Linked DNA regions of Homo sapiens: regions 2, 3 and 4 are each linked to region 1. A link is a loop called in an ENCODE intact Hi-C map of the cell type or tissue named here. Cell type or tissue: natural killer cell. All regions are shown on one strand. Each heading gives the region's core, and the rest is flanking DNA. Links, peaks and the distances in the headings are about the cores only.

Region 1 (7,939 bases), core at 1,557-6,556:
GGCGACAGAGCGAGACTCCGTCTCAAAAAAAAAAAAAAAAAAAAAAAACAGTGGCACCCTGATGGCACTGCCAAGTAGTTCCTGCTGCCCACAAACACAGAGTGTTTCTGGTTTCTCACTTGTCATTTTTCCAAGCCAAGTTCTCCAATATCCTACCCATTCTATGAGCTACTCAACATTACCCCCAATACATTACTTTCCTGATTAAGTTAGTGTGATATAATTGTGTGTGTGTGTATATATATCTATAATTATATGTATATAAGTTTTCATCCACAGTTCCTGGCCTATAACTCCCATAGCCCTTTTACAGTCATCTGTTATAATGTTGGGACACTTTAGGCCTTAGAAACAGGCCTCAGGAAGCAGAATTTCTCTCTCTCTGACCTCTCCTGCCCTCCTTTCACCTGCCCAAGGCAGGGTTCTAATCTAATTGTGGGTCATAAGACCCTCATTCCAGAGAGGGCCCTGCCCCATACCCTGGAGGGAAGGAATGCTGCACAGAAAGGCCGAAAAGAATCTGAGCAGACAGGCCCTGATGGATTCCACCCTCGGTCTGTTAGTATTAAATCATACCCTTTTTGCCCAATCACATTTTGACATGGTTGTCCATGCTTTAGTCATGCTTATCCAACGAGTGTATAAAAGGCCCAAGAAGACAAGGTTCAGAGAGCTTCCGGATAGCTGAACGCATGGAGGCTGACAGGACAGTGAAGGAGAACTCATCCACGCGCTGGGCGAGTGGTGCACCCCAACTCCACAGGAACGGAAGCTCCTCCAGATCTTGCCTTGTGTTATCTTTCCATCTGGCTATTTATTTGCATCCTTTTTAAATGTAAGTAAGTGCTTCCATGAGTTCCGTGAGCTCCTCCAGCAAATTAATCAACCCCGAAGAGGGTGGGTCATGGTAACCCCAACTTGAAGCCAGCTGGTCAGACATTCTGGAAGCCCAGACTCGTGACTGGTGGGAAGGAGGGAGCAGTTCTGTGGAACTGATTCCTCAACCTGTGGTTTCTGAGGCTATTTCCAGGTAGATGGTGTCACAGTTGAATTAACTGGTGGACACCCGGCTGTGTCCACTGCAGAACTAATTGCTTACTTGGTGTGTGGGAAGAAACCCCTACATATTTTGTCACAGAAGTCTTCTGTATTATTATGGTGTAAGAGAACAGGAAAAATGCATGTTGACTGTTTTTTCCACACTCCCAGTCCACAAAAGTTTTCTCCACTTATGAACAAATAATGTGTGTGTGTGTTTTTTTGTTTTTTTGTTTTTTTGTTTTTCCTGAGACAGGGTCTCACTCTGTCATCCAGGCTGGGGTGCAGTGGTGTGATCATGGCTCACTGCAGCTTCAATCTCCCAGGTCCAAGTGATCCTTCTACCTCAGCCTCCCAAGTAGCTGGGACCACAGGTGTGTGCCACCATACCCAGTTAATTTTTAAATTTTTTGTAGAGACAGGGTCTCCCTATGTTGCCCAGGCTGGTTTTGAACTTCTGAAGCGATCCTCTCACCTCAGCCTCCAAAAGTCCTGGGATAACAGGCATGAGCCACTGTGCCTGGCCATGAATACAAAGAATTTTAACAGACACAAGATGCAGATATGAAGGAATAGATGAATGAATAGACGCGTGCTGGACAGGATGGAGTGAAGGGATGTGTGAAAAGGTAGGAATGAGTGGGTAAGCGGAGGAGGACAGTGCTGCTCACAGAAGTTCATGAGCTAAATGGTAAAGTGAGTCCTAGGCCTTTGATGGATACGAGGGAAAGAAGGTATGTTACTCCCTCAGCCTTACCCATAGGAGAAGTAATGTGAACTGATTTTAGGAGCAAACAGGAAACTTACCCCCAAATCTCACTCTAGTATACTAGAAATCCTTTACTTTTGTATCTTTTAACTAAGAGGGAAATAAATAACATTGTCAGACCCTCATTTCACAGATGAGGAAACTTAGGCCTACAAAGGGCAAGTGGTTTGCCAAAATGTAACAAGTGGGTTTGGAGCTACAATGGGACTAGAGCTTAGGTCTCTTAATTCCCATTCCTTGCTCTTTTCACCACCCAAAGCTGACACTAGAAGGAATGACTACGGTGCAGAATTTCCAAACCCTAATTTGAGGAAATTCCCCAAGGGGACTTTTTCATGCAAGCTGGAGAGCCTCAAAAATGCAATGAATGCCTAGGAAGGTTCTAAGGGCCCTAATATTCTAACCTGAACACTAGAAAGCAGGGCAAGCAGCATAGTGGGGAAGCAGGGGACTGGGACCCCCGTCCCTGAGAATGGAAGTAATAGGCAAGAAGCCAAGGGGCTTCCCAGGACAAGCTAAAAAAGAGCAGATCCAGACTACAACTACAGAATCCTGTAAGATTCTGAAACTTTGTCACTTCCTTTCTAAGGCTTCCTTCCTAAGCCTCTCTGTGAAACTCTTTGAAAAGGGGTATGTGGGCTAGCCTGCAAGGACAGCCAGAAGGGAGAAGGATCACATCCCCCTCCGTGGCCAGGCTCTGAGAGACAGAAATCCAGTGAAGGACAGAGCATGGGGCTGAGTGTCTGTAGCCCACTGCATTGAGGGCAGGAGAGCTCAGGGCAGGTCTGAGTCATCACCATTTTCTGTGTGTTTCTTCCTAATAAGTGAAATAATGTGTAGTGTCTAGCACGGTGCCTGACAGCTCACAGAAAATCCCCAACTTCCCCTCCCCCACCGCCATGCCTTCTAACTCTCGGTGAGATGAACATCTCTACTGGGAGGGGAAGCCATTGAGGGAAGAAATGCTGGCACCTTGACATTTGGGGAAAGAAAGGGAAGGAATTGTTTTCCAAGTATCTACTTTGTGCCAGAAATGGTGTTGGGCAATTTACTGATTGCCTCATTTAATCCTTTGACGTATCCTAGGAGTTAGGTATTCTCAGCCCCATTTCCAGAAAGCAAACCAAGGTGAAAAAGAGTTAATAATTTGTTCAAAGACATATGGAAAAGTGCCAGGCATGGTGGCTCACGCCTGTAATCCTAGCACTTTGGGAGGCCAAGGCGGGCAGATCACTTGAGGTCAGGAGTTCAAGACCAGCCTGGCCAACAAGGCGAAATGCTGTCTCGACTAAAAATACAAAAATTAGCCAGAAATCACTTGAATCTGGGAGGCGGAAGTTGCAGTAAGCCAAGATCGTGCCACTGCACTCCAGCCTGGGCAACAGAGTGAGACTCCATCTAAAAAAAAAAAAAAAAAGTCATACAGAAAGGGTTGGATGTGGTGGCTCACACCTGTAATCCCAGCACTTTGGGAGGCCAAAGTGAGAGGATCACGTGAAGCTAGGAGTTTGAGACCAGCCTAGGCAACATAGTGAGATCCCCTCTTTAGGGAAAAAAAAAAAATTCTGCCACAAAAGCCACATTCAATAGAAAACATTTTTTTAAAAAAATAGCTAGGCATGGTGGCATGCACCTGTAGTCCCAGCTACACAGCAGGCCAAGGCGGGAGGATTGCTTGAGCACAAGAGTTTGAGGTTACAGTAAGCAATGATCAGCTACTGCATTCCCACCTGGGCAACATCTCTAAAGAAAAATCAAACAAAAAACGACATACAGAAAGTATGCGCTATCTGATTTCAACCCCAAGTTTGTCCTGCTTTACCAGGCTTTCTCCTGGGGCCTGGAGGCAGTGGGGCCAAGGGCAGGGGTGGGGTGTGCAGGGGACAGCAGTGCTCCAGCAATAAGAGTTCTTGAAGAGTACTTCATGAGGGGGTATACACCAATAGAGGGGAAGCCACCAGCCACCAACATGCAGAGGAAAACAACAACAACAACAAAAACAGACCCCAAGGTATCAGGAGAAGGACAGTCTGAAGTCATCTGGCACCCAGCCATTTTGGAAGAACTGATGCTTCTCCACGGGCCTTGTTCCCGTGGTCACCCCACCCCCAAGATATCTTGTGACAGGCTCCTCCAGTAACCAGAGGCAGGTGAGCGCTGCTCTGATCAACAAACACACCGCATGTGGTCTCCAGCTGCAATAAACAAGTGGCTGTGCACAGCCAATGTCCTGTGTGGTGAAGGTGAGAAGAGTGAGGGGGAGCCAAGCTGCAACCCTCAGCCTGAATGTGGTTGGAATTATGAGAGCAGTTGTCAAAGTTAGTACCTTGACATAGTGCAATGTGCATTAAAGTGCACAGTGCAAGGTGACAGAAGAGGGGAGGGGGAGGGGGTGGGGGAAGGGGTGGGGAGAGGAGGGGGAGGGGAGGGGAGAGGAATTGAGGAGCAGAACAGAATAACACAGAAAGAACCAACCAGAGCTGGACCAAAAATCGAGGCCAGGATGTTGTAGAGTCTTGGGTTCAAATTCTGCCTCCTCCTGGGAAGTCCCCTGAGCCTGCTACAAGGTCTTGGCTTGCACCCTATTGCCTCTGGCAGATCCTCCAACCAGCACCAATGAAGCACCTACCCCATGCAGGGTCCTTCAGAAACAAAGAGTGAGATAGCTTCCAGTCTCAGGTGGGGAATATTTAGACTTGTGAACAGGGGCAAAGAAGGAGAGAAACAACCAGGAAGTAACCTCCAATTTGCAGATGGGGAAAATTAAGTTTCATCAGGAGGAAATGACTTTGCCTCAGGCTTCTCTTGGGATCCCAGATTTCTAGAGGATGGGGGGAATGTCCCTGCTTTGGGCATGTTTTTAAGAGCACTGGAACAGCCAGAGCTGCTGCCCACAGTCTGAAGTCAGGAGGGGAACTCCATGTCAGATAAAAGCTTTGGAATCCAGATGGAGTAAGGTTTCATTTTCTCTGCCTGCATTTGGTTTCCTAACATCACAATGTGAGCCTTGGCTAGCAGCCAGCTTAGCTTTGGAAAAGAGTGAATGATGGGGAAAAAAAAAAAAAAAGACTGTGCCAGGAAGGGAGGGGAGGAGAGGGGCTACACTAGGCTGGAGGGGATATGGGCCTGGCTTTAGAGGATTATGCTAGGAAAAGGGGTGCCAGAGGCGTGAAAGCTGATAGGAACAAGCCCTGTGGATCAAGAGGCCCATCAGTGAGCCTGCAGGGTCTATGAACTCCTTACATGCAAAATTACATGTGTCTGTCTGTGTAGGTCTCTACAGATTGGTGGAAGTGTTCACAGCTTTCATGAGATTATTATTTTTTTTTTTTTAAGAAAGGCACACTGCCGCATGCAACACCTCATTTGGATGTGTCTGGAGTCTTGGAAGTTTGACTACCCTACATTCTCCTACAAATGGACCTTGAGAGCTTGTTTGGAGGTTCTAGCAGGGGAGCGCAGCTACTCGTATACCCTTGACCAAAGAACAGTCCTCCTCTATTGGGGAAGGTTGTCCTCTTCTGAAACTACCTTTGCAAAAATTATAGCAGTGAGAAAATTATGACAGTGAAAGAAATCTGACCTAATTGACTCCATCTTGCTTCTAACCTCCCAGCTGCCCTTGTTCATTCCTGGGCATAGGGAGCACTAACTTTGGGAGGATTTAGTTTATAGTTTAACTTTGAAACAAAGATGATAACAGCCCCTCCCTGAGACCAACCCACTCCTTGCCTGGGGACCAGAAAGCCTTTGTAAAACTAACACATTGGCCACAAGATTAGAAATGACGGCTCAGGAGTCATGCAGCCAAAGGCCTCGAGATCATGAACCTCCCCAATTGCTCCTGTAGATAATATTATTATTGTAAAACCTAACATGGGTGTTTGAGGTATTTTTCAGACCCTGCCTTCTGATGGATCAGCTGGCACCACCCAGACCAGTAAACTGGCTCATCTGGTCTTCTGGCCCCCACCCAGGAACCAACTCAGTGCAAGAGGATAGCTTCAACTCCTTATGATTTCATCCCCGACCCAACCAATCAGCATTCCCGCTTCCCGAGCCCCCTGCCCGCCAAACTACCTTTAAAAAACCCTAGCCTCCAAATTTTCAGGGAGGCTGATTTGAGTAATAATAAAACCCCTGTCTCCTGTTTAGCTGGCTCTACTTGTATCAAACTCTTTGTCTATTGCAATTCCTGTGTCTTGATAAACTTGCTGTATCTGGGCAGCGGGCAAGAAGAACCCGTTGGGTGGTTAAACCAAGTGCGCAGCTTTAGGAGGGACGCACATGGAACGGTAAAGAGAGAAGGGGACACAGGCCTAGCCAGCTAGATCAGCCAAATTGAGACAGACTGGGAGTGGGGCTTGGCTGCAGCTCACCAGCACTGAACTTTCTTTCATGAATTCCCACTGATCACAAACCCCACACCACCATCTCACTGACACCATGTTCAACCATGTCTTTTACTTAACAAATTCCAGGAACTGGCCTTAGGAAATCCAAGTATCAAACCAAGGTTGTGGAGTATTCCACCTCAGGAAGGAATGCTGAACAACTGATTTACAGACTTGTTGCCCCAGCTAGACCACCAGGTAGCCCATTACTCAAGGTAACCATTACAACCAAATAGTGCTAACCTGCATACCCTACCCCTCACATGCTTTGCCCAGCCCAGCCTGCATACCCCACCCCTGATGTCAATTCTCATGCTTTGCCTAATTAAAAAGCCCTACCGGCTCTTTGCACAGAGTCAGTCAGGGAATTCTCTCTTGTGCTGCCTCCCTTATGTCCAGGCAAAAGCTCCAATGAAGTCTTGTCTGGGAAAAGTCTTTCGGCCTCATGTCAATTTCTATTGCATGGAGAACGCAAGAAACTATGGTCGGTAACAGAACCAACCCTGGTGATCAATAGGGTGACAGATGTTGCAGCCAGATCACCCTCACATCCTCATCAGGCTTTTTTTTTTTTTTTCTTGAGACAGAGTGTCGCTCTGTGGCCCAGGCTGGAGTGCAATGGCGTGACCTCTGCTCACCGCAACCTCCACCTCCCAGGATCAAGCCATTCGCCTGCCTCGGCCTCCCAAGTAGCTGGGACTACAGGCATGTGCCACCACGCCTGGCTAAATTTTTGTACTTTGAGTAGAGACGGGGTTTCACCATGTTGGCCAGGCTGGTCTCAAACTCGTGACCTCAAGTGATCCTCCTGCCTCGGCTTTCCAAAGTGCTGGGATTACAGGTGTGAGCCACAGCACTGGCTTTTTTTTTTTTTTTTTTTTTTTGAGACAGAGTCTTGCTCTGTCGCCCAGGCTGGAGTGCAGTGGCATGATCTCGGCTCACTGCAACCTCCGTCTCCTGGGTTCCAGAAATTATCCTACCTCAGCCTCCCGAGTAGCTGGGATTACAGCCACCCGCCACCACGCCCAGCTAATTTTTGCATTTTTAGTAGAGACAGGGTTTCACCACATTGGCCAGACTGGTATCGAACTCCTGACCTCGGGTGATCCGCCCGCTTTGGCTTCCCAAAGTGCTGGGATTACAGGCATGAGCCACCGCGCCCGGCCCTTTTTTCTTTTCTTTTCTTTTTTTTTTTTTTGAGACAGGGTCTCACTCTGTCACCCAGGCTAGAGTGCAGTGGCTCAATCTTGGCTCACTGCAACCTTTGCCTCCTGGGCTCAAGCGATCCTCCTGCCTCCCCACTGAGTAGCTGGGACTACAGGCATGCCACCATGCCCAGCTAATTTTTGTATTTTTAGTAGAGATGGGGTTCGCCATGTTGTCCAGGCTGCTCTTCAACTCCTGAGCTCAAGCAATCCACCCACCTCCAACTCCCAAAGTGCTGGGATTACAGGCGTAAGCCACAGTGCCCAGCCCTCATCAGATTCTTTAATGGCTCAATTGCCCCAGACAGGTTAGGTCCAATATCTTACTTTACAGACAAAGAAATTTAGGCCCAGAGAAAGTAAGCAACTTGTTGAAAGTCATCATTAATCACAGCAAGGCAGACATAGAAAGGAAAATACTACATGATCTTACATGTGGAATCTAAAAAAGTCAAATACATGGAGGCAAAGAATAGAACTTTGGCTACCAGTGGCAGGGCTGTAAGAGAAATTGGGAGATTCTGGTCAAAGGG
Region 2 (6,520 bases), core at 1,521-6,520, 320 kb before region 1:
TTTGCAGCTTCTAGAGCTGCATCCTAAAACCTCTTCACTCCTGGCCTCTTCTTCCATCTTCCAAGCTGGTAGCATAGCATCTTGCTTCTGCTGTCACATTGCTACCTTCTCCTCTATTACCAAATTTTTCTCTTCCTTCCTCTGGTAAGGACACTCACAACTACATTTAGGGCCTGACCAGATAATTCAAGGTAATCACTCCATCTCAAGATCCATAACTTGATCATATCTCCAAAGTCCCTTTTGCCATACAAATTGACATTCACAGGTTCTGGGGAATAGGATGTGGATGTCTTGGGGGCCATTATTCAGCTACCATAGTGATCTATACCTTGTCTCTGGCTTGGGGTCATCCATTCTCTCTCCCATCCCGTCCCCTCAGAATAGAATTGTGTATCTTTCTCCAAATCTGCACCCTAATCTTACAGACCATCCCAACTGCTCCTCCCTTCACTCTCTTTAGGCTCTGAGAACATTCTAGGAGACTGCTCTCCAACAGAACTTTCTGCAATGATGGACAGAAAGTCCATAATGCATGCTGTCTAACCTGGTAACTAGCCATGTTACCAAGGTCTACTGAGCACTTGAAATGTGACTAGTGTGACTCAGGAACTAAATTTTAAATTTTATTTCATTTTAATTAAATGTAATGAAAATGTAAATAGCCGCTTTGGCCAGTGGCTAACATATTAGATAGCTCGGATCTAGGCAAATGAAAGCAGAAACTATGGCCAGGCACATTCTTTGCTGCTAGCCTCTTCCCACACCTGTTTTGGATCAGCTCTGCCCCCTAACCTCCTTCTCTCAGTGCCCGCAGAATCTGAAGTAAGTTTCCACTGGGGCTCTGGAATGACAGAGGTGACTAAGGGCAGGACAAAGAAAGGAATTGTGTCTGTTGACCCCAGAGAAGTACAGGGCCCCAGTTCTGCTTTTGCACAGGACTAACAACACTCAAATGATTTTCAAGGTAGTCTCTGCCTTGTCCTTACTCAACCGGTCTCCCTTTTGAGGACCACAGAGGTGTGTCACTAGGGAATGTGTGCAGGAAAGGGCCTGAGCTTGGGAGCTGGCACTGGCCAGGCTCCTGCTCTGCTATGTACTCGTTGAGTGGCACGTGGCAAGTTACTTCCCAGGCCTTCTCCCTCAGTTTCCATAAAATGAGAGGGTTGGACCAGATGGTCTAAAGTTTCCTTTTAGCTTTAGTAGACCATGAGTCTATGTCCTGTGGATCAGGCTTTATTGTGCATGTAATTCAATTTCAGAGCCATGTAGTCTCTGACCCATGGAATGGGAGTACTGATTGAAGGATAATTAAGTAGAAGTGGCTTTAGGTTACTCCTGCAACACTTCCAAACAAAACCAGACCTCCATCCTTCTGTCATCATGACAACACTTCACAGTAACTTGGGCTTTAGAGTGCTGATCTGTCAACTAACTAATCTAATCCTCATGATGATCCTGACAATTGTTAGGTCCATTTTAAGTGAAAAGGCTGAGGCTCAGAGGGGGAAGGAGAGAATCTTCCAGGTGCCCAGTCCCATGATGGGTGCTTTACACATCACCTCGTAACAGCCCTTCGAAGGGGTTAATATTATCTACATTTCACACTTGTGAACACTGAGGTCTAATAAAGCAAGATGACTTTCCCAATGTTATGCTGATAATAATATGATGAAGTCACTTTTCTCACTCTTCTTCCGCCTTTGCTGTGCTGCTTCCCCTCTTTACAACTCCCCCCACAAGATGTTGAAATGATAACCTCCTTTTTAAAGGCATTTTTTCATGACACTCCCCAAGCAGACCTACTAGCCTCAGCAAGTCACTTCACCTCTCTGTGCCTCTCTTTCCTTAACTGTGAAACTGGGGGCAACAGTCCCTACTTCATAAGGGTGTTAAAACCCTTGTTGAAAGTACGCAGTGAGATCATGTATTAAGAGTGTTCAGCCCAGAGCTCATATTAAGGACTCAGCAATTGCGCATTCTTACTGCTTTTGGAAACTGTAGCTTGCCCCACCGCCCAATGGTACCAGGCAATTCCTTTTACCCCCAAATCAAATTAAAATCACAAAGAAACTGTTTGCATTTTATTTTAAAGTTTTATTATGAAAACACATGGAATTAACGGTGTTATCCATGTATTTGCAACAGCAGAGAAAGAGTGAGAGTGGACCATCCCCATAGGGGACACTTATCCTTTGGCTAAACTAATATAAATAATGGAAATAACACCTAATACAATAATACAGCACATAAAAGAGATTACATTAAGAGAAGAGACAGGAACTGCGGAGAGGAGTCCTGAGTATGGAGGAGATGCGGCTCATGGAGAAGCATCCAGGCTCAGGTGACCTTCCCTGAAGACTTCCTGTCTCTGAGCAGCTCAGTTCAGTTCCAGGTCATACACGTACTCCTGGACCCAGGACTCACTGGGGTCAGCGCAGACTTGCTTGCCTCTTTTGGTTTGGAATCCGTAGAACAAGGAGCAGACAGATTAGAATCCCATGGGACCTTTGAGGTCATCTGGCTTTATCCCTTGCCTGTGGTAGGCATCTTCCTCTGCCTGACCATGGTCCATGTGGGGCAGCTCTGGTGGATGGGATCCTTCCCGGAGCAGCACTGGAAGCAGACTCCCTGTAACTTCCACTCACTGGATTTAGCTGTGGGCCCCAGGGGTTGCCCAGATTAGGAACCAGTGGGCATTGCAATCAGTATGAATAGATTGCCCCATTCCCTGCCAGCCTGGTAGTGACTTTTCCACATGTTTTTCTAGCATGGTTTAAGGAATTGGTCCATATCTCACGGGACCTGTCTGCCTTCCCCTGCTTCCCTGTCCTCTGAATAACTTCCTCCCCAGGAACCCCCTTCTGTCTCGGCTGCCACTCAGCCGCCTTCAGCACTTGAAAAGTGAGTTCATGACCTGTGACCTCACTGCTGTCAGGGAAGGCTTCAGCCCTGAGAGCTGCCTCCCCAACGCTCATCACCCCCTCCCCAAAACAGGCCCCCTTTAAAAATCCAGCCCTCACCCTTGCCTCCCAGGGCAGCCAGGGGTTGATACTCACACCACAGCTGGCTGGGAGCAGAGGCTGCTGGTCTCATAGTAATCTACCACAAAGTTGCGAGGAAGCTTCCTCGCGGTGTAAGAAAAGCAGCAGGCGGTGGGAGGGTCTGAGCCCACTGAAAGGAAAGGCCAGGGTGAGATCAACACTGCCCATGGGAGCTGTTTATTTTGACTTCTAATTTTGCATCTTCATTGAGCATCCCTGTGGAGCTACCAGAACCCCAAATATGGTCCCTTGTATCCATTCCCACCTAACATGAGCAGGAGTCTTATTCTGAATAGTGGATCTTCAGAGAAGAACGAGAAAGAAATCTAGAAGATTGGAACTGGATTCAGTCTCAGAACACATCGCACTCCCTTCATATGACAGATGGGGAAACCAAGGCACAGAGAGGGACAGGGGCTTGCTTGAACAAATAATTAAAGGCAGAGCCAATTCAACAGTCTGACTTCCAGCCCATCGTTTTCCTCTGCTGGTTGCTAATTCTTAAGAAAATAGGAACTTGAATGTTACTGAATATCTACTAGACTCTACATTTAGCAGCAGACTACATGGCAATCTTCCTAGCTGCCTTTTGTCCCATCCCCAGATCCCACTGTTTGCCAGCCATGACTAGAAAAAAGGACTCTGCCTACACCTTGACTCGAAATAGCAGCTGCAAAAGTAGACTTACTTGGTGCTGAGAGTGCTAGAGAGCAGAAGGCAGCTACTAGCACGAGGAGAGACAGGACAGTCACGCAGAGCTTCATGGTATTGGTGGCAAAGAGGTTTTCTCAGAGGTGAGGCTGCAGAACTCAGAAGCTTCAGAACCTAGCTGTGTCCTGTGCTGATACTGAGTTGGGAATCTCTCTTTATAGGGACTCTGAGGCCTAGGACAAATGTGGGGGCACAGGAGAGTGAGTGGAATTTCCATGGTAGAGATGATGTCATGGCTCCTGAAGCTAGCTGAGTGAGGAGTTCCTCTCAGCTTCTCTTCCCCAGGGCGATGTCATCATAGAGGAAAGATGAGGGAGGTGCAGGCGAGAAGAAAAGGGAAGTGGTACAGCCAAAAGCAGTGACCGAGACTGGGGAGAGAGTTGCAAACCCCAGAGGAAAAGATGAAATGTTCACACCTGCTACAAGTGGCTTGTAGACAAGAACTGTGCTGCTCTTGGTGGTTGGCACCCCCAGATGCTGGAGGGTTCATGCCAGTCTTTCCAGGCTGGCCACAGTCCTGGCCCCAAGAACAAAGCGGGAACCAGGACTCCCCCATCCCCTTCCTGTGCCTTCTTCTGCTGAGCTCAGTGCCACTGACTTTTGTGCCCTATATGTTTCCTTGGGCATGAAGAGTCCAGCATTGGATGTGCGGAGGGACCCAGTAGGGTGGCTCAGGAACATTTGTAAGTTCTTATTGGACACTTACCTTGTACCAGGCACTGGGAAAGCTGTGTTACACATATTATATATAATCCTACCATAATCTTGAGCAGGGGTGTCTAATCTCATTTTACAGATAAGGCAATTGGGGATCAGAGAGTGGTCCACTGATGGCGCTCAATGCCACAGAGCTGATGAATGGCACTGCCAAGATTTGAATCAAGATTCGAATCAAGATTCATCTGACTCCAAAGTCCATTTTCTTTCCATGCTGTAGTCTCCAGAATAAACATAGAGTGTGACCACAAAGAGAAACCATTGACTGATAGACTGCTAGGAGCTATTCCACACTCAAAGACCGATTATACTCAGACTTAATTCAGGGAAGGGATAGGGCTAGTCTGTCCTAGGACAAGGAGGGAACGGAGAAGAAATAAAGATTTCAAGATATTTTCTTGGACCAGCAAAAGACCAGGACAAATTAACCAGTAAGAATCAAGTCTGGAAGACCCAGATAGAGAATGTTCTTCTAGTATAAAAACAGAATTGAGCTGGGTACAGGGCCTCACACCTGAAATCCCAGCACTTTGGGAGGTCAAGGCAGGCAGATTGCTTGAGCCCAGAAGTTTGAGACCAGCCTGGGGAACATGGTGAAACACTGTCTCTATAAAAAACACACATACAAAAAAAAAACTTGACTGGGAGTGGTGATACACACCTGTAGTCCCAGCTGCTCAGTAGGCTCAGGTGGGAAGATCACCTGAGCCCAGGAAAGTCCAGGCTGCAGTGAGTGGTGATTGTGCCACTGCACTCCAGCTTGTTTGACAGAATGAGACCCTGTCCCAAAAACAAAGCAAAGCAAAACAAAACAAAGCAAAACAAACCAAAACAAAACAAAACAGAATTATATACCTAGTAATGAGTTTATCTATGTTACAGGCAAAATGTGTAATCTAAGGATGTGGGTGTGTCCCAGCCAGTCCATAGGGAATGCCCATGCTCATGTTAAGCCCTGGCTGGTTTGACAGTTGCTGGGCACCTGTACAGAAGGTGAAGCTTACAAAGGCCCTGCATACAGGAGTGTGCAAGGTTGGACAAATGAAGGGAATGAGGATAATTGGATCAAGACCTCTATCTGCCTTTAGCTCCACTACTCTAACCCACCTGCTCACCTTTAACCCCACATTGTTACCTGCTCTTCTCTGAGAAAGAAAAAAGAAGAGTAAAAAAAGGGAGCCATGACTTCAAACTATACCACAGGGCTGCAGTAACCAAAACAGCATGGCTTTGGTACAAAAACAGACTCATAGACCAATAGAACAAAATAGAGAGCTCAGAAATAATGCTGCATACCTGCAGCCATCCGAACTTTGACAAAGTTAACAAAAACAAGCAACAGGGAAAGGACTTCCCAGTCAATAAATGGTACTGGGATAACTGGCTAGCTGTATGCAAAAGATTGAAACTGGACCCCTTCCTTACACCATCTGTAAAAATCAACTCACAATGGGTTGAAGACTTAAATGTAAAACCTAAAATATAAAACTATAAAAATATGATACCTGTAAGATAACCTAGACAATATGATTCTGGGCATAGGATCTGGCAGATATTTCATGATGAAGATGCCAAAAACAAATCACAACAAAACCAAAAACTGACAAATGGGATCTAATTAAACTAAAGAGCTTCTGCACAGCAAAAGAAATTATCAGCAGAGTAAAGAGATAACCTACAGAATGGGAGAAAATATTTACAAACTATGTATCTCACAAAGGTCTAATATCCAGAATCTATAGGGAATTTAAACACATGTACAAGCAAAAAACAAACAACTCCGTTAAAACGTGGGCATTGAACATAAACAGACACATTTCAAAAGAAGACGTACACGCGGCCAAGAAACATACAAAAAATGCTCAGCACCACTAATCATTAGAGAAATGCAAATTAAAACCACAATGAGATACCATCTCAAACCAGTCAGGATGGCTATTTTTAAAAAGTCAAAAAATAACAGATGTTGGTGAGGCTGTGGAGAAAAGGAACACTTATACACTGCTGGTGGGAATGTAAATTAGTTCAGCCATTGTGGGAAGCAGTTT
Region 3 (5,000 bases), core at 1-5,000, 180 kb before region 1:
CAAAATGGCCGCTGCTTTCTCAGTCATCACATCCTCATAATGTCTCATCCACAAGCATACGAGGGAGTCTCATAGGAGTACAGGAAGAGCAATGTTACTAGTGTTTTTAGTTCAAATAGCTTTTTATATGATTTGTTATGTGAACTATAGATTACACCAAAAAGCAGTAAAGCTAATTTTGAAAACACATAAAATACAGAAAAGAATAAAAACTCATTTAGAATCTCAAAGCTGGGTAGGCAGCAGGCAAACGGAGGCAGGAATGTGAGAGTTTTTTTCTACATTCCCTATTGTGGCATATGTGCATTCTGATGCAAAACCTGAAAAAAAAATTTCATTGAAGGTAGGAAAAATTCTAGTACCCAAACCTAGCCACTTTTTTTTTTTAAAAAACAGTTTGGTATATTTCTTTCCAGTGCAGTTTTTTTCTAGGCTTATGATAGTACTGTTTGCTCATTTGCTTTTTTCCTTCTTCTTACTGTGTCTGGTGGGGGAAGACATTACTGTTGTCATGATACAGGTTTTAATTTTGTATTTTTTTATTTATACAGCCATGCATCACTTAATGACAAAAATACATCTGAGGAACTTGTCATTAGTCTGTTTTGTTATTGTGGGAATATCATAGACTTACACAAACCTAGATGGTGTAGTCTACCGTACACCTTCACTGTATGGTACAGCCTGTAGCTCCTAGGCTACAAAGTTGTACAGCATGCCACTGTACTGAATACTGTAGGCAACTGCAATGCAATGTTAAGTATTTGCATATCTAAACATATCTAAACATAGAAAAGGTATAGTACAAATACAGAATTATAATCTTATGGGACCACCACTGTATAATATATGCAGTTTGTCATTGACCAAAGCATTGTTATGCAGCATATGACTGTGCTTAATATTAAAAGACTTTTCCAAATCATTCCAGTATTTTTAAGAACTGCCTAATTTACTTAAGCCTAGTGCATTAATATTGTCATGCACTACTGTAACATATGTGGGTTGGTTTCAATTTTTCCTTTTTTTTTAGATGGAGTCTCACTCTGTTGCCCAGGATGGAGTACAGTGGTGTGATCCCAGGTCAATGCAACCCCCACTTCCCAGGTTCAAGCGATTCTCCTACCTCAGCCTCCTGAGTAGCTGGAACTACAGGCGTGCACCACTATGCCCAGCTAATTTTTGTATTTTTAGTGAAGATGAGGTTTCACCATGTTGGCCAGGCTGGTCTCGAACTCCTGACCTCAGGTGATCTGCTTGCCTCGGCCTCCCAAAGTGCTAGGATTACAGGTGTAAGCCACTGCACCTGGCCAATTTTTCATTGTTATAAGTTGTGCCAAACATCTGTATGCAAAAAACTTTCTCCATAAGTGAGGTTATTTCTGTAGGATATTTTCCTAGCTGTGGGCTTCCTGGGTGAAAAAATAAGGGCATCTAAGGCTCCTGATCTATATAGACACCCCATATGTCATGCATATTCATGTCTATTACCCAGAGTCAAACCCAATGATGGCATATTGTAGGGAGCTATGAATGTTCAATGAATCAAACAGCAGTTAAAAGCCTGGCCCCATCATTCTTGTCATTCCCATAGTCCAGACTTTCCCTATTCCATTCTGTCCATTTGGGTCTGGATCAAACACAACTCGAACTACTTAAGATTCTGGGGTATCATCTTACATGTCACTTCTGTGCAATGGAAACACAACACTAGAAATATCTGTTCCATAGGAGGAAATGACCATGGTGCCATTCACAAATAGATCTGTTCTTGATAGAAGGTACCAGCTAAGCTTGGCTTCTTGGTAACACCAATTCTTGACGTCCTCCTCATGAGTTAAGCATTTCTTAGAAGCACTCCGATTAACACGATGTAATGGTCCTTTTCACCCAGGGTGTGGTTTAAATGTGACTTGTGCTGCCCAGAACGCTGTGGCATGACCATTTACATCACACCATGTGGTCAGAGGAGCTGCAGCACAGCATTAGAGAGCTGCTCTGTGGTGGAAGTGTTAATCTGAAGATCTCTCCTTGTACGTATGACTTCAACACTAACATCTCACCCTCTCTCACTGTCAAAAACATTTCTGCACATTCAGCCCCAACAAGTGAGCAGTTGAGTTGCTCTTGTACATCCTGAACCCCTGGGGGACCCAAGGTACCCCAACATGTACAACTCAGAGCAAGACACCATGCACTTAACATCTTCCCCTCTGGTCATCCCCAGTCTCCAGCTCCTCATGGTTTAGAGTTGCCTGTAAAGGGTTGAGGACATGGCTTGGACCCCAGAACGATGTAGGTGGCAGTGAGTGCCCAGTCCTGTTTTGGCATTGCCTACACTCCTCTGCCTGCCCAACACTGAACAGGTCTTCTTTGGTGCCCTCCATCTCCTCTCCATGGCCCTCAGCTCACAAGTCTCATCTGTCCCGTGAGACTCTCTTGACCCTTGTCCTTTCTTCATTTTAGAGTTGTTTCCCTATGCTCTGGACAGACATTTAAGCCATATCACTTAATTCTTGTGGATTAAGATTCTCTAAGTAAAATCAAAGAACTTCACAAAAGGTTTCAAAATGTTCTGGGCTATTTTCTGAGGACTTAGATATCTAACCTAGATCTGAAAGGCAGGAGAGGGCTAGGACCCATTGTTAGTTGGGAAAACTGGGGCCTAACTCAGTCATTCACAAGATGCAAACTCTGGGTCTAGTTGGTTCCTAGGGTGAGGAAGTGGCAGAGTTCCTTCAGTTCTCCTGAGAAGCTCTACTCCTACAGCGATTTAGAGACGATGGTCTCTTGCTGGGAAAAGTCTCTGTAGACTGAATGAAGTTCCTACCCAAAAGAGATGGAACAAAGGCCAGCCATTCCAAGAGCTATACTCCCTGAAGAGGGAGCAAGGGAGTGAGAGTAAGACAGAGGCAGAGATTTAAAAGAAACACTCAAAGTCAAGGATGAATGCCTGACTTCCTTAGTTCCTTTTGTGCCCTACTTCACAGTCCTGAGCAGTGAGGTCTTCATCAACTTCTTGCTGGTCCCTTTTCAAGAGTGGAAGAAATTTACTTGGTTTTTCTCAGGTTCTGGATGCTGGTTCCCTCACGGTTAAGGCACCCCATTGTCTCCTGCCTCTCTTATGTTTCTCCATATCCACTGCAAATTTGCTGACTCCAGCAGCTGGTGCTCTTACCCTGGCGTAATGTCAGCATCAGTCCTTCTGTCTGCAAATAGGGCATATGGAGGAGACAACCCATGGGACAAGGGACAAGGAGCACGTAAGCACAAGTAGGAGGTGGGAGCTACTATGGACTTTCATATCCAGTGTGAAGGTAAAATGAAGGTAAAATGAAGACATTTCCAAGCAAGCAAAAAATGGAGACTTCACTATCAGAAGACCCACAGTAATGAAAATACTAAGAGGATTCCTTTAGGCAGAAGAAAAGTGATTGCAGATGGAGCTCAGAGATGCAGAAGAATTTAAGAGGACAGGAAGAGCAAATATGTGATGAAAACTAAATGAATATTGACTGTATAAAGTAATTAAAATATATCATAGGATTTTAATTTTAAGACCGCTCACCACTGGTTTTATAATAGGCAACCGAAAATTTGCAGTGCATCTACTGGGAGGTGTAGGAGAAGCAGCAGATGCATGGGGTGTGAATCTTATCTGAGGGAACAAAGACAACAGGAGTTGCTCAGGAGAAGAAGCCCAGGCGGGTCACAAAGGAGCAAAGGGAGACAGCATAGCTCAGAGTTGAGGCCTGCAGGAAAAGAAAGCTGGAAATAATCTGGCTTTTTGTTTGTTTCTCCTTAATTTCCCTAGTCTTGTCTCTCCATTTTAGTCTTTATTTTACGCTACAGGGAATCAAGCTCCCTGAATAGTCTATGCCCTTCTCCTAACTCTCCTTGGGGAATTTTTTTTCTAATAGATTAAATCACAAGATAGCTGAGAAAAGTATAGACATCTTTTATGTTACCCAAGGGGTTGAACTCTAGGAGACTGCTGAGGTCATTGTAAAACTTACCAGCACCAGTGAGAACTAAATAGACCTAGATTCTACCTCACGCTAATAACCCAATGAATTAGACTTCAACCATCTCATTTATCTCAGTAGGATAAAACTTCTCTGACTCCCATCCTGCTGCCCAGATCAATAGACTGCTTTTCAACCTTCTTGAAGAAAACAATGATGTCACTTTGAAACCCCATTTGAGGATCCCTAATTTCACACGAGGGTTTTCAGGCCACAGCACTTGGAAGATGTCGCCTGACTTCTGCCCAGGGAGCCATCAAAGCACATGGATGACAGACTCACCTTGTGCACAGGAGCAGAGGGCCATGGTGCAGACGAGGACAAGGAGGGCAGCTGCAAGGCCCTTCATGATGCTGGGCAGGCAGAGAAGTGGTCAGAGTGAGCTGGGGCTTGGAAACTCACAACTCCTGGCCTCCTTCTGGGGTATGAGCTGTTGTCTCTCCTTTTTATAGGCAGACTGGACCATGGGAACATTGGAGGTGCTGATGCAAGACATTTTAACTATGGTGGTGTCATGTGAGTTCTCAGCCCAGGGTTGCCTATGGTTACTTGAAAGGTTTAGGGTACACAAACGAGTGGTTCACTTGTTGATTGAGGGGCTTATGGAGAAGTTGTATCTCCAGATGGGTGACCAGGAGTTGGAAGCACCCAGGGATTATGCTTAGGATTATGCATAATCATGTGATTATGTTTTCACATGACAGATATTTCTCAGAAATGAGTGGTCACAGCCTCCTTTGATAGAGCAGAATGCTTTAATGGATTTTCACAATTGTTTTTCCTTTTAAGAGAGTCACATGCTTCAATCTTTTATATACAGTTAGGCCTTTCGTGATCTAATGAGAAATCTTCCCCTATCCTAAGGCAATAAAGATATCCTCCTATGTTAACTTGTAGAAGCTTTATTGTTTTAGCATTAATATTTAAATTACAATCCATCTGGAGTTGATTTTTATGTTTGGTGTGAAGAAGGAT
Region 4 (7,939 bases), core at 1-5,000, 200 kb before region 1:
AGCTTTATCATCCATATTCACCCCCACTGCTCTGCAGCTCCACTGAAGCACCCCCTCTTTCCTCTGAACCCACAATGTCACACTCAGGACTCTGCCTCAGCTGGGCACTCATCTATAGATGCCTAAATCCCGGGCAGTTATCCAGACACAACTAAAGTTCCATCCCTTCCATGAAGCCTTCCCCAACCCTCTGGTGGAAGGTCACTTCTTCCCCTCGTGGGATTCTGAGCTTTCATTTCTTTTTCTACTAGGAGTCCTAGCACTTTCGGCTAAATGCTACAATTACCTGTTCATACACTCTACCTGCCCCCACGAGATCAGGGGCATCTCAGAAACAAAGATCATTAAAACCAACTAAATCTATTTCTCATTATAAAATGAGGTATGCTGATTGATTGTGAAAGAATAAAATAACAAAGTATGGAAAAGAAAAAAAAGCATATAATCTGGCTGAGAAGGTAGAGACCCTTCCACACCACTGAAATTATGTATTGAAAAGAATAAGTAAAAAACTGCTTCAATTTGGCATGATTTATGTAAGTATAGTATAGGATCCTTAAAATGGTTCAAAGAAATGGGAAATCAAGACTTCATTTTGGCCAAAACCATTGAACAGAAACTTCAGCATATTTATCAATAATTTCTTTCAGATTAAACAACTGACAACAACCTATTTTTCAACCAGTGATGTTGGAAATGTTTTTTTAAAAATTAGTTTATAAATTTGTGGGCTGACCAAGAAGGTAATAAAGTCTAACTAAGTAAAATGAGAAAAATTCAGAAAAAGAAAAAAATAAGAAAATAAATCACCCAGGGACCTATCACACAAATATAAGAACTATTCATTCTTTAAGGCATGTATTTCCAAGCCTTTGTATTTTTTTCCATGCTTAGGGTTGGCAAGGAATATATATATATTTGTACAAATATATATGTGTATATGTACAAATACATGTATATATAGTACAAATATATATATATATTTGTACAATTCTTCAGACTTTGTAGAATTTGTATAATGTCGTATCTTGCTTTTTTTAACCACTGATGTTATAAGCATATTTATGCCACTTCATTCATTTTAGAGACTTAATAATAAATGATCTAGTGGATAATTTATCATTCCCTGATGGAGAAAAATTTAGCTTTGTTTATTTTAGAGTTATAAACGATGCTGGGTCAGGTATCTTTATGTTTGAAGATGGCTCCATATTTGGGTTGTTTCCACAGAACTCTTTCCTAGAAATGCTTTTTCTAGGTTAATGGCTACAGATATTTCTAGGCACCTGACATATTGACACCCACCTCTAAAGTATTTTTATGATCCACAACTAGCGTTTAACACAGCGCCCTAGTCACTACATGACTAATAAATAGACAAATGACTGAAACATGACCTCATGCTTTCTATTCCTCCAGCTTTCATTCAGTTCTTTGCCTCTGGGAGGAGGAAGGGTTGTGCAGCCCTCCACAGCATCAGCCCATCAACCCTATCCCTGTGGTTATAGCAGCTGAGGAAGCAGAATTGCAGCTCTGTGGGAAGGAATGGGGCTGGAGAGTTCATGCACAGACCAGTTCTTATGAGAAGGGACTGACTAAGAATAGCCTTGGGTTGACATATACCCCTCTTCACACTCACAGGAGAAACCATTTCCCTATGAAACTATAACAAGTCATGAGTTGAGAGCTGAGAGTTAGAGAATAGCTCAAAGATGCTATTCTTGGATATCCTGAGCCCCTGTGGTCACCAGGGACCCTGAGTTGTGCAACTTAGCATGACAGCATCACTACGCTTAAAAATTTCCCTCCTCACCCCCAGATTCCATTTCCCCATCCGCCAGGGCTGCCTATAAAGAGGAGAGCTGGTTTCAGACTTCAGAAGGACACGGGCAGCAGACAGTGGTCAGTCCTTTCTTGGCTCTGCTGACACTCGAGCCCACATTCCGTCACCTGCTCAGAATCATGCAGGTCTCCACTGCTGCCCTTGCTGTCCTCCTCTGCACCATGGCTCTCTGCAACCAGTTCTCTGCATCACGTGAGTCTGAGTTTCGTTGTGGGTATCACCACTCTCTGGCCATGGTTAGACCACATCAATCTTTTCTTGTGGCCTAAAAGCCCCCAAGAGAAAAGAGAACTTCTTAAAGGGCTGCCAAACATCTTGGTCTTTCTCTTTAAGACTTTTATTTTTATCTCTAGAAGGGGTCTTAGCCCCCTAGTCTCCAGGTATGAGAATCTAGGCAGGGGCAGGGGAGTTACAGTCCCTTTTACAGATAGAAAAACAGGGTTCGAAACGAATCAGTTAGCAAGAGGCAGAATCCAGGGCTGCTTACTTCCCAGTGGGGTATGTTGTTCACTCTCCAGCTCACTCTAGGTCTCCCAGGAGCTCTGTCCCTTGGATGTCTTATGAGAGATGTCCAAGGCTTCTCTTGGGTTGGGGTATGACTTCTTGAACCAGACAAAATTCCCTGAAGAGAACTGAGATAAGAGAACAGTCCGTTCAGGTATCTGGATCACACAGAGAAACAGAGAACCCACTATGAAGAGTCAAGGAGAAAGAAGGATACAGACAGAAACAAAGAGACATTTCTCAGCAAAAATGCCCAAATGCCTTCCAGTCACTTGGTCTGAGCAAGCCTGCCTTCCTCAACTGCTCGGGGATCAGAAGCTGCCTGGCCTTTTCTTCTGAGCTGTGACTCGGGCTCATTCTCTTCCTTTCTCCACAGTTGCTGCTGACACGCCGACCGCCTGCTGCTTCAGCTACACCTCCCGGCAGATTCCACAGAATTTCATAGCTGACTACTTTGAGACGAGCAGCCAGTGCTCCAAGCCCGGTGTCATGTAAGTGCCAGTCTTCCTGCTCACCTCTATGGAGGTAGGGAGGGTCAGGGTTGGGGCAGAGACAGGCCAGAAGGCTATCCTGGAAAGGCCCAGCCTTCAGGAGCCTATCGGGGATACAGGACGCAGGGCTCCGAGGTGTGACCTGACTTGGAGCTGGAGTGAGGCATGTGTTACAGAGTCAGGAAGGGCTGCCCCAGCCCAGAGGAAAGGGACAGGAAGAAGGAGGCAGCGGGACACTCTGAGGGCCACCCCTACTGAGTCACTGAGAGAAGCTCTCTAGACAGAGATAGGCAGGGGGCCCCTGAAAGAGGAGCAAGCCCTGAGCTGCCCAGGACAGAGAGCAGAATGGTGGGGCCATGGTGGGCCCAGGATTCCCCTGCTGGATTCCCCAGTGCTTAACTCTTCCTCCCTTCTCCACAGCTTCCTAACCAAGCGAAGCCGGCAGGTCTGTGCTGACCCCAGTGAGGAGTGGGTCCAGAAATATGTCAGCGACCTGGAGCTGAGTGCCTGAGGGGTCCAGAAGCTTCGAGGCCCAGCGACCTCGGTGGGCCCAGTGGGGAGGAGCAGGAGCCTGAGCCTTGGGAACATGCGTGTGACCTCCACAGCTACCTCTTCTATGGACTGGTTGTTGCCAAACAGCCACACTGTGGGACTCTTCTTAACTTAAATTTTAATTTATTTATACTATTTAGTTTTTGTAATTTATTTTCGATTTCACAGTGTGTTTGTGATTGTTTGCTCTGAGAGTTCCCCTGTCCCCTCCCCCTTCCCTCACACCGCGTCTGGTGACAACCGAGTGGCTGTCATCAGCCTGTGTAGGCAGTCATGGCACCAAAGCCACCAGACTGACAAATGTGTATCGGATGCTTTTGTTCAGGGCTGTGATCGGCCTGGGGAAATAATAAAGATGCTCTTTTAAAAGGTAAACCAGTATTGAGTTTGGTTTTGTTTTTCTGGCAAATCAAAATCACTGGTTAAGAGGAATCATAGGCAAAGATTAGGAAGAGGTGAAATGGAGGGAAATTGGGAGAGATGGGGAGGGCTACCACAGAGTTATCCACTTTACAACGGAGACACAGTTCTGGAACATTGAAACTACGAATATGTTATAACTCAAATCATAACATGCATGCTCTAGGAGAATTCACTACTCGAATGGCCACCATTAAGCATAGTATTCTGTAGGGCATATTCATGATGAATCAAGCTCTTAATAGCAATTATTTACATTGTTGAGGCTTACTCCTCCTACTGAGCGCTTTTTATACATTGCTCATTTAATCTTACCAATGCAATAGTACAGCTTAGGTACTATTAATACCTCCACTTGACAGAAAAGTAACCCAGGGCTCAGAAAGGTTAGACAACTTGGCTGAGGTTACACAGCACGTAAACGGTCAATTGTGTTCCAAAACTGGACTTTTATTGAACTACAGACTATGCTGTTAACCATTGACCAAGTTATTTCCCAAAGTATGACCCGCCTATACTCAAATCTTACCCCATTCTTTAACAGATGATACTTTATCCATTGCAACCACTTCCTGTCAGGATTCTGAGTTGACATAGAGTGTTTGAGCAGTGATTGTTGAAGCCACTTAAATAGGATCTTTAAGTGTAGACCTGGGAACTGATATTTTTATCAAGCTCATGAGGTGTTCCATAGCATGTTAATGACTGAGAGCCACTGTCAATAGAATTCACCACTGTTTTCTAAATGTGGTAAGTCTCTGCATATGGCAACAGGTGTATTATACATTATTTCTCTAGAATCTACACTCTACAAAATAAATAGCTAATGTTAGAGAAGGAAAAGACAATCAGCTTCTGTGTGGAGCAGGATGCTGTCTATAGGTTTACTGTGAAAGGTAAGTTATTTAATAGATGGATTGTTTGCATTATCTGTACAAGAAATCCATACTAAGCTAGGGTCCTTTTTGCAGAAGAAAGAGAAATTCAAAATATTTGTGTGAAAACCAAACGTGTTAATTTTTACGAGCTATGCTTATTTCATTTTGTTTCAAATAATCTATTTTTTGTGTCCAAACATGTTTAGAATTGTAGTGTTCCAACTCTTTAAAGCATAAACACTACTACTTAGCAAATATTAAAATGCATATACTATGTGAACTACATCCCATTTGACCTGATCCCATTTCTAGGAATCTGCTTCATAGAAACACTGCCAAAAGATAAGATATGTAGACATGAGGATATTCTTTGCAGTGTGGTTGGCAAACAGCAAAGAAATGCAAACAGTCATCAGTAGGGGATTAATCAGTAGAGGATTAAGATGTCCATCAGTGGAATATTCTGAAGTCAGTAAAAAAAAAGTAGCACACATCTATAACTGTGGAAAGTGTCCATAATATTATATGTAAAAGGCAGACCTAATTACATTCAGTATATGCATATATATTCTCTACATATGCTATGGAACTATCTGTAAAGTATATTATTTTGTTTTATTTTTAAATGCCATATATACATATATATTTACATAGGCAAATATTTGGAAAGATACACATCAAATAGCTAACTGATTTCTTTGAGGAAATGAGGCTTTTTTTTTTTTTTAGGAATGAGGGTTTTTCCTTTTTATATTCTGCACTTTTAAAACTTTGAGTTATTTTCTGATTAGCTTGCATAGCTTACCTCTCTGGTCTCATCTTACCCTATTCTTTGATGGGTGATATTCCATCCATCACAACCACTTTCTGGTAGGGATTCTGAGTTGATGCAGAGAGGATAGAGCTCAACCTGGCTTATACTGTTTTGATGCCATGATGGCTTTCATATAATGAGGGTACAGCAACAAACACGTCTTTTTGACAAGGCTGTTTCTCTCTCTCTCTCTCTCTCTCACACACACACACGCACACACACACACACACACACACACACACACACACAAGCAGCTTTTGTCCCCATAGACGCAGTGAAGGTGTCATCATTCCTTCTTTATTGGCTTTCAGGAAAAAATATAGGGGCATACAATATTTGCCTGCACTGAATTGTTTCTCAAGGTCTAGAAACCCAAAGCTAAACGAAGTTTAATCATGCCCAACATTCCCTAAATACAAGTGTTATGAACAAACAGTAAGTTGAACAAAGACCCCTGATAGGGAACTGGAGAATGGGTACTGCATTTTTAAGCAGTTCAGCTGATCTGGCAGTCCCTAGCTCTCCTCCCTGGGAGAATGTCCTCTATGGACAATCTGAGATGTGCAATGTGGAGGATCTGCTTTCTGGAGGCTGCTGACTTCCTGTCTGTGTGAGTTAGCCTGAGGTTGCCTTAGGTATTGTGCAATCAGCAACTTTTTGGAACCAGTCTTATGGTTTCTTTGGCAATGTGACTCCCTTCTAATGTCTGTAGGCTACTATTTGCTTCTGATCAATTCCATGGGCCAGGTAGCCAGAAGCAGACAGGTTGTCAGTTACATAGTTTGCATTTGCATTTTAACTGGGGTTGGGGATGTGCATTTTCTTTTTTCTTTTTTTTTTTTTTTTTTTGAGATGGAGTCTCCCACTATCACCCAGGCTAGAGTGCAGTGGCGTGATCGCGGCTCACTGTAACCTCCGCCTTCCGGGTTCAAGCGATTCTCCTGCCTCAGCCTCCCAAGTAGCTGAATTACAGGTGCCCGCCACCACACCCAGCTAAGTTTTTATATTTTTAGTAGAGATAGGGTTTCACCATGTTGGCCAGGCTGGCCTCTAACTCCTGACCTCATGATCCGCCAGCATTGGCCTCCCAAAGTGCTGAGCTTACAGGCGTGAGCCACTGCGCCCAGCTGGGGATGTGCACTTTCTAGCACAGACTGCACTACCATTGTCACCCCGACCTCCCAGCCCCTGGTGAGAGACCTCTGCCTGCATCTTGGCCCATGTGGAGGTGATGAATATTTGACGCTTGGCCTCATTATGTCTCTCATCTTCCTGTCTCTGCTCATGCTAACTTTATCTTAGAGTAGAAAATCCTGCATTTACAGCCCTTTCAGTCTTCAGATTACTGGATTCTCAGTCAACAGGCTGGAAGGGCCTTTTTAGCAAGTCGCATTTCTTCTTTTTCAATTTCAGATGAGCCCATTTCAAAGTAGCCTAAACTCTTTCTTAAAGGACCTTACTGATATAATACACAGCAACTAAATTCCAATATTCAGAATCTTTTCTAACAAATTCCTTAATGCTGCAGCCTTGGTATTTGGCACAGGCTTTTAGCACCAAAATAAGACAGACCATAGTTCAACCAGCACGTGCAATACCTTGTAATGGGTATGGCAAAAGGTAGTGCCCAGACAGGACAGCATGGTGAATATCACCTGGGAACTTGGGAGAAAGGCATATTCTGAGCCCCACTTCCTTTCTTAATAGACTAGGGCCCAGCAACCTGTGTTTTCACAAGGCTCCAGGTAATTCTGATGCATGTAAGGTTTAAAACTCACTTCCATTTCACAAGGTCCTCACCAAATTACCTCCTACTTTCTCATTTCAGCCAGTTCCACACTTCAGTCAGGGCCTGTGACTTTTAACAAACCCTGTGTCTCTGCACAGATGCAGATCTCGTATCTCTCAGGATGCTGGCAGTTTCCAGGCAGAAAGCAAACAAGCAAACCAAACTCAAAGAGGCTTTGAGTAAATGCACCTTGTGGCTCCAAGACTATAGGGCATCGAGGTGGCCCTAGCTCCAGGCAAGGCTGGACGCAGCGGCCCTGTGGTATCTCATGAGTCCTCTTTGCTTCTCTTTCTGATCTCCCTTTCCTGTGAGAGGCCCTGGGTGGCTGCCAGTACCTGCCAGTGTACATGAATCCTTGTTCATTTTCTGCAGGGAAGAGTGAGTCTGTGTTCCCATTGGAAAAAACATCACTAGGCCCTTTTGGATTTGACTGACTTAGGAACCGAATTCCTAACCAGTCGCTGTGGTTATGGGGATGGGTTTCATTGATTTGCTTAAGTTAATCAAGGCACATAACTTGAATCTTTGGGTTTACTGAATTTTACATAAACTTAAAGCCTGAGAATGGTGGGGAAGGGGGTTTGCCCTGAAGAAATGTGAGTTTCTGGCATCAGGGAACATGCAGAATAGATGCTGGTCAGGAAAAAC

What was found. Hi-C counts contacts between places; a loop is a spot of excess contacts. Peaks named below come from ENCODE experiments on the same cell type or tissue, not always from the same donor. Only the 100,000 strongest peaks of a DNase experiment are listed, where the experiment ranks them.
Region 2: a loop joins it to region 1, with 4 times the contacts of the local background. A loop is called at or near these places in 1 of 110 quality-filtered maps.
Region 3: it touches region 1 in a loop (5-fold over the local background); 2 of 110 quality-filtered maps call a loop at or near these places.
Region 4: it touches region 1 in a loop (5-fold over the local background); 1 of 110 quality-filtered maps calls a loop at or near these places.

Annotation. Positions count from the first base shown.
Region 1 is chr17:35,887,005-35,894,943 of GRCh38, reverse strand. No RefSeq gene overlaps it. Among named protein-coding and RNA genes, the nearest start is that of CCL5, 11 kb to the right of the region's middle. RefSeq lists a silencer at 2,733-2,933. In natural killer cell, for the core only: no CTCF peak of the experiment used is centred there; DNase peaks (open chromatin) are centred at 2,673, 3,983, 4,753, 5,573 and 2 weaker places; H3K27ac peaks cover 4,857 bases.
Region 2 is chr17:36,208,430-36,214,949 of GRCh38, reverse strand. CCL4L2 (C-C motif chemokine ligand 4 like 2) reads right to left here and starts at 3,887. Exons shown (of 3, transcript NM_001291468.2): 1 at 3,733-3,887; 2 at 3,060-3,174; 3 at 2,077-2,453. The coding sequence starts at 3,808. The coding sequence ends at 2,381. In natural killer cell, for the core only: no CTCF peak of the experiment used is centred there; DNase peaks (open chromatin) are centred at 1,819, 2,879 and 3,899; H3K27ac peaks cover 685 bases; H3K27me3 peaks cover 197 bases.
Region 3 is chr17:36,063,717-36,068,716 of GRCh38, reverse strand. It overlaps CCL18 (C-C motif chemokine ligand 18), which reads right to left and starts at 4,445. Exons shown (of 3, transcript NM_002988.4): 1 at 4,308-4,445. The coding sequence starts at 4,374. In natural killer cell, for the core only: no CTCF peak of the experiment used is centred there; a DNase peak (open chromatin) is centred at 1,956; H3K27ac peaks cover 4,507 bases.
Region 4 is chr17:36,084,082-36,092,020 of GRCh38, reverse strand. CCL3 (C-C motif chemokine ligand 3) reads left to right here and starts at 1,878. Exons shown (of 3, transcript NM_002983.3): 1 at 1,878-2,035; 2 at 2,724-2,838; 3 at 3,259-3,765. The coding sequence starts at 1,963. The coding sequence ends at 3,349. It overlaps CCL3-AS1 (CCL3 antisense RNA 1), which reads right to left. Exons shown (of 3, transcript NR_186417.1): 3 at 2,159-2,475. In natural killer cell, for the core only: no CTCF peak of the experiment used is centred there; DNase peaks (open chromatin) are centred at 1,830, 1,900 and 3,620; H3K4me3 peaks cover 2,066 bases; H3K27ac peaks cover 3,097 bases.